2 separate regions of the Homo sapiens genome follow, and region 1 is linked to region 2. A link is an interaction called in ENCODE POLR2A ChIA-PET data of the cell type or tissue named here. Cell type or tissue: PC-3. All regions are shown on one strand. Links, peaks and the distances in the headings refer to the core of each region. The heading gives the core; the rest is flanking DNA. Region 1 overlaps ABHD12 (abhydrolase domain containing 12, lysophospholipase). Region 2 overlaps ENTPD6 (ectonucleoside triphosphate diphosphohydrolase 6).

Region 1 (3,020 bases), core at 226-2,725, 160 kb before region 2:
TGGAGGGGGTGAGTTTTCTTAGCAGTGATATTAGATATCAAAAAATAAATAAATAATAAAAGCATCACTATGCCATAGGACAACTTCAGGCAGCCCACTATATTGATAATTATGATATTATGATAGTTATGTGATATATTAGCCAAAATCGCGCCATTGCATTCCAGCCTGGGCAACAAGAGCGAAACTCCATCTCAAAAAAACAACAAAAGAAACCACTCAATGGTAATTGTATTCCATGTGTTCCAGAAGTTAAGTGGAGTTATGGAAAACCTGAAAATTACTGAAATGGAATTTCTAAAGATGAAAACCACAATGTGTGAGATAAAGGTTACACTGAAGGGAATTACACTGAAGGGCAGATTAAACACTGCTAAAGAAAGGGCTCAACTATTCAATGTGAAACCTGGGGAAAAGAGAACCAAACAAATTTTCAAAAGCATCGTTACAAGGCCAGGTGCGGTGGCACACACCTGTACTCCTGCCATGCCTGTAATCCCAGCATACCTGTAATCCTAGCACTTTGGGAGGATAAAGAAGGAGGATCACTTGAGCCCAGGAATCTGAGACCAGCCTGGGCAATGAAGGGAGACCTCATCTAGACCAAAAAAAAAAAGAATTAGCCAGGCATGGCGTGCATGATTGCTTGAGCCCGGGAGGTCAAGACTGTGTGAGCCATGATCAAGCCACTGCACTCTGGTCTGGGCAACAGAGTGACACCCTGTCTCAAAAAAATATATAAATAAATAAAAGCATCACTATGCTATAGGATAACTTCAAGCAGCCTATTATATTGATAATTATGATATCATAATTGTGCAATATTAGAGCAGTCTGGAGTGTGCATGGGAATAATCCAGGGGAGAGGAGAAGATGGACGGCATGGGACAGAGTAGGTGCAGTGATGTCTCTGGGCCTGTGAGAAGGGATGGGACCCAGTGTTCTGAGGCTGAGCAGAGGAGTTCCCCTCAGATAGGAAGGAAGGCCAAGGCTGTGGGGAAAGACATGGGTAAGTTGATCTATTTGTGGGTGAAGGAATCTGCCAGTTCTCTTCTGAGTGCTTGTGCTGTCCTTAGGAAATAAGCAGCAAGGCCATCTGCTAGGAGGGCAGAGGGAAAAGGAGGTACTGGGCCTCTCTCTCTCAGTTCCCCACGTGGGCGCAGTCTGAGCTCTCATATCGTCTTTCTGACATTTAATGTTTTTAAAAAGGATGACAAGGACAGTTCCCTTGGGAAGTCATTTCAGTCACGACCTGCTGTGTATCTGTGGAGTTGACATGTTCTGCATAGTTGAGTGCTCCCCTGCTCTGGGAAGCCTGCACGGGGTCCCTGCACACATCCCAGCATGGAGGGTCTCAGGGCTGGGTTTGAGACGAAGGTGGGCGAAAGGTTCACATGAACTGAGGTCATGACAGAGTGATCAGGTGGGACCAGGCAGAACTCTCGGCCCCCAGGGCTTGCTGGTACACAGATTGCTAAGTGTCTTCATTGTTAAATAGAATTAATCTTCATATGGTAGTTGTGGGCTGAGTTGCCTCATTCACTTGTGATAAGTTTAGCGGATAAGAAAATGTCCTGACATAATGAGAGCAGAGGGCAGATGGGTGTTGGTGTGGGAAAGGCTGAGAAAGCCAGGACTTTTGGGTTTGTAAAGGTGAACGTGGACACGGCTGTCAGTGAGGGAATACACGCATACCTCAGGGGTGCTGAAACTTAGGGTTTGTTCTTGAAGCCTGAAGTTGTCCTGAGCTTCATGGTAAAAAAAAAAAAAAAAAAAAGTTCAAATTATCTTCAGTTCTTATCAGGCTGGTGGAGTCTTCAAACAAAGCTTGGGGTATATTGACTGAACTGTTCGTAATGGGAAGGTAAGAATGTTCAGGGTCAATGCCGGTCATTTTGATGTGGTAGTTCAGATCACTAGAATAGATATGGCTTTTAACTTTCAACTATTTTTTTCTCCTCATAATGTGTACATCATATATGCCCTACCCCTTCATCCTTGACCTTTGCCACTCCTGGTCCTGGATAACCACATTGCTCCTACCTGAAAGTGGCCCTGTCAATGCCAAGTGCCCATAGGTCATTTTATTCAGTAGCTACTGTATTCCTGCTGTTTGCCAGATGTTGTGCCAGGCCCTGGGGATACAAGGAGATAGTACCTGTCCTCAGGGAGCTAGTTGTCTGTCATGTTTTATGCTTGGCAACCATCAGCTCTTGCATACTCAGGCTTTGATGATGCCTTTGGCAAAGAGAAAATACAGGGATGGCTGGAGAAGGTTAGTCTACCTTCATTCACATTTATCCTTTCTTAAAGACTCCTGTGTTGCTCTGACATTTTTATGTACTGATTTATCTTCAGGGTATCTGCTATGGCTTGATGGTTTAATGGTTTAAATGTGTCCCCGAAAATTTCATGTGTTGGAAAGTATTGGAATCTTGGTCCTCAATGTAGTACTAACTACATATAAGAAGTGGGACCTGGCCGGACGCGGTGGCCCACGCCTGTCATCCCAGCACTTTGGGAGGCTGAGGTGGGCGGAACACGAGATCAAGAGATCAAGACCATCCTGGCCAACATGGTGAAACCCCGTCTATCCTAAAAATACAAAAATTAGCTGGGTGTGGTGGCACACGCCTGTAATCCCAGCTACTTGGGAGGCTGAGGCAGGAGAATCGCTTGAACCTGGAAGGCAGAAGTTGCAGTGAGCCGAGATCACGCCACTGTACTCCAGCCTGGGTGACAGAGCAAGATTCCATCTCAAAACAAACAAACAAAAAAACTAGAGGTGGGACCTTTGGGAGGTGATTGGGTCATGAGGGCTTTGCTCTCATGAGTGGATGAATCCATTCATAGATTAATGGTTTATTGAGGGTTTGGGTTAGTTATCATGAGAGTTATCACTGTTGTAAAAGGCAGTGTGGCCATCTCCTCTGATCCCCATTACCATGTGATGCCCTGAGCCACCTTGGGACTCTTCGGAGTCCCCACCAGCAAGAAGGTCCTCACCAGATATGGCCCCT
Region 2 (2,751 bases), core at 252-2,751:
ACATGTTCACCAAGGCTTGGCTGCTGGGCCAGGCGTGAAGGAGACAGTGGAGAGGCATAGTGTGTGGCACAGGGTCTGCTGGGCTGGTCACCTGCGACCCCGGGGACAGCCCTCCACCCCACATCCCAGGCTCCATTCTGTAGGGCCTTGGCTTCTTAAGGGTTGTGTGACAATCATGAACTTACTGGGACATCCCAGGGGAAATCACTCTTGGGGTTACCCTAGTAGCAGTAAAATGGCATCTGAGGAAGTGGAATCGAGGGACCCAGTTCCTCACGACCCCATGAGGGTGGGACAAGGACGGTGGTCCTTTCTCAGCTGGGGCCGAGGCCCCTGCCTGTGGCCATTGTTTAGGAGGGGCTACACCCAGGAGAGTCAGGGCCAGCGCCTGCGTCACGAGCATCACGGGGCGCCTGCCCCTGCTGAGATGGCCCCTGCAGCATCACTCACCGTACTTGGCTGCGATCTCGAAGTCCCCCACCACCAGGCTGCCTCCCTTCTCCGCATCTGTGGGAGACACAACACCCAGTCTGCAGGAGCACTGTGAGGTTGGCGATGCCACTGAGACGTGAGGCTGGCACGGGGAACGCCAGCCCAAGAGCCCCAAGGCACTGACTGGCTTCTGAGGCAGGCCCTCCAGCTGTAGGCGGCACTCACGTGCTCTGAGGACGGCTTCTGGGTGATGTGGTGTGGGGTGGGTTTGGGGGCTGAGAGGGTCACCCCACAACCCAACCCTGCAGTGTCCCCCGAGAAAGCTCACCAGGAACCCAGGACCCCAAATTGAGTAAAATTTTAAGTTAAGAAAAATAAAAGTAGAGAAATTGAAATGTTTCCTGAAGCCATAGAACTGAGCTCAGCAACAGTATTCTGGTATCAGTTTCCTAAATGTAAAAAAAAAAAAAAAAAAGTTCTTGAAAAATACACTGAGGGGTGGTTTATTGGTGGCCTTCCACCTTGACCACCCACCTTCCACCCAGGCCCAGTCAGTGGTAGCTTTGTCAGCACAGAGACCCGCCGGAGGCTGCAGGGCCCAGAGAGCCGGCACCGTGTCAGCTTATTTAAAACAGTAGTGTTCTTATCCGTACCACAGGCCATACATTCTGATGATCTCACCATGATAGTGACTCTGCAACCCCCTCCAGAGTTCCCACACAGCCTGACCACCACTAGCCTCAGCAAACTCTGAATACCTTTTTCCGCCCTAATCTGGCTTCCTGGGCTGTGCAGGGTGAGTCAGAGAGACTCCACATTCAGTGAGCTGATCCCTCCCATGGGTACAGGGCAGCCACCTGCAGGTCACAGGAGGCCTCCTGTAGCCAGGGCTGCAGGGTAGGGCAGAGTGGCTGAGTCTGAGACAACGTGGGCCAGTGCAAGGCAGGACCTGCCTTCCAGCAGGAACTGGAATCAACAGCAAGTCACCAGCCACGAGGTTTTACTGAAGGGCTCAAAGAACTGATCTTTTCCTACTCAGGATGAGACGCCTTCTCAAATCTGCTTCTGGCCTCCTGCAGGGATGTGACAACAGGGTTGCTTGCCTGCCACCAGCCCTCTGCCTCGGGGAGCACACGCCCTCCACCCCCGCCCCCTGCCGCCCCGACCTTCCTGCTCAGCCCATCCGGGCCCCCTTACCTATGAGGCCCACACCAGCTGCAAGGTCGTAATAGTAGGAGAAAGCATAGAAGTCCACATGCTTCACTTCCTCCGTCCTGTGCACTCTGTTTTGAAGGACCTCTGACACTCTGGCAGCACACAGCTCGTGCAGGCTTGCCGCTGGGGACAAGCACAAGGCTAGCGGTCAGTGGGCTCCGAGCACCCAGGCCTCACAGCTGCTTGGGGCCCCTCCCAGGGGACTTGAGACTCTGACCTGAATTGTCAGGAAAAGGCAGGTCCAGAAGCCTGTAAGACCCCACCCCAAGTTGGGGCTGCTCCCCGCACAGGTCAAAAGCAGCCCTCAGGAGCCAGGGCATTGTTGGTCCCGGCGCAGGGAGTGAAGACCGTGGGCACGAAGGCAGCGGCAGACCTGGACTCTGAGGAGGAAGCTGCTGATGCCTGACACCAGTGGCCTCTGGCCTGTTGGGACCATCTGCCCTACATTCCCCCTCCGCCAGCCCGGAGTCCCACCTCCTCAGGGGGCCTGCACCCTCCCTATGTCATAGATAAGGAAGTGGAGGCCCAGCTCACTTGCCAAGCTCCCATGGCTTGAGGGAGAACAGGAACAGAGGACCCCGGAGGCCAATGGACCGTGTGGACATCTGAGGGCGCCTCTACACCCCACACCTTGACCCAGCTTCCCGGCTTTCCCAGTCCTCCTCCACCAGGCCCCATCCTTCCGAGTGCTTCCAGGGTTCCCACGGTCCACAGACCCATGCTCCAACCCTTCGATCTCATTTCCTCCTGGTGTCCCCCACCAAGCCACACCACCTCCTCCTCGTTCATTAAACACAGCAGCTGACAGAGGGCCCCGGTGTGTGCTGCTTGTGCGGCCTGGGGTGCTGCTGCTTCAGATCTGCGCAGTTTCTTGAAACCTCCTCCTGTCTTAGATCCCATGTTACCCCACGAGGCCGTCCTTGGCTGTCCTAGTTACAGCTGCGATCGCCCTCTCAGATCCCCGCCCCGTGTTATTTCTCTTGGAAGGCTTTCCCGATGAGCTTCACTGTCTGGCTCCTCCTGTGGGACACAGCTGTGCAGTCCTGCTGTGCCTGATGCGGCCCCCCGGTACACGCACCAGTGGGTGATTGACTTGGAAGGACC

The links. Peaks named below come from ENCODE experiments on the same cell type or tissue, not always from the same donor. Only the 100,000 strongest peaks of a DNase experiment are listed, where the experiment ranks them.
Region 1: POLR2A ChIA-PET joins it to region 2 with 19 read pairs; 5 of 35 experiments call an interaction of 5 or more read pairs at or near these places.

What each region holds. Positions count from the first base shown.
Region 1 is chr20:25,377,455-25,380,474 of GRCh38, reverse strand. The region is part of intron 1 of ABHD12 (abhydrolase domain containing 12, lysophospholipase); the gene reads left to right. Among named protein-coding and RNA genes, the nearest start is that of ABHD12, 12 kb to the left of the region's middle. In PC-3, for the core only: no CTCF peak of the experiment used is centred there; no DNase peak of the experiment used is centred there.
Region 2 is chr20:25,221,857-25,224,607 of GRCh38, reverse strand. ENTPD6 (ectonucleoside triphosphate diphosphohydrolase 6) reads right to left here. Exons shown (of 15, transcript NM_001247.5): 12 at 1,630-1,770; 13 at 451-507. Among named protein-coding and RNA genes, the nearest start is that of PYGB, 25 kb to the left of the region's middle. RefSeq lists a silencer at 524-705 and enhancers at 756-1,517, 1,518-2,277, 2,278-2,751. In PC-3, for the core only: a CTCF peak has its summit at 1,267 (motif pointing left); a DNase peak (open chromatin) is centred at 1,197; H3K27ac peaks cover 2,369 bases.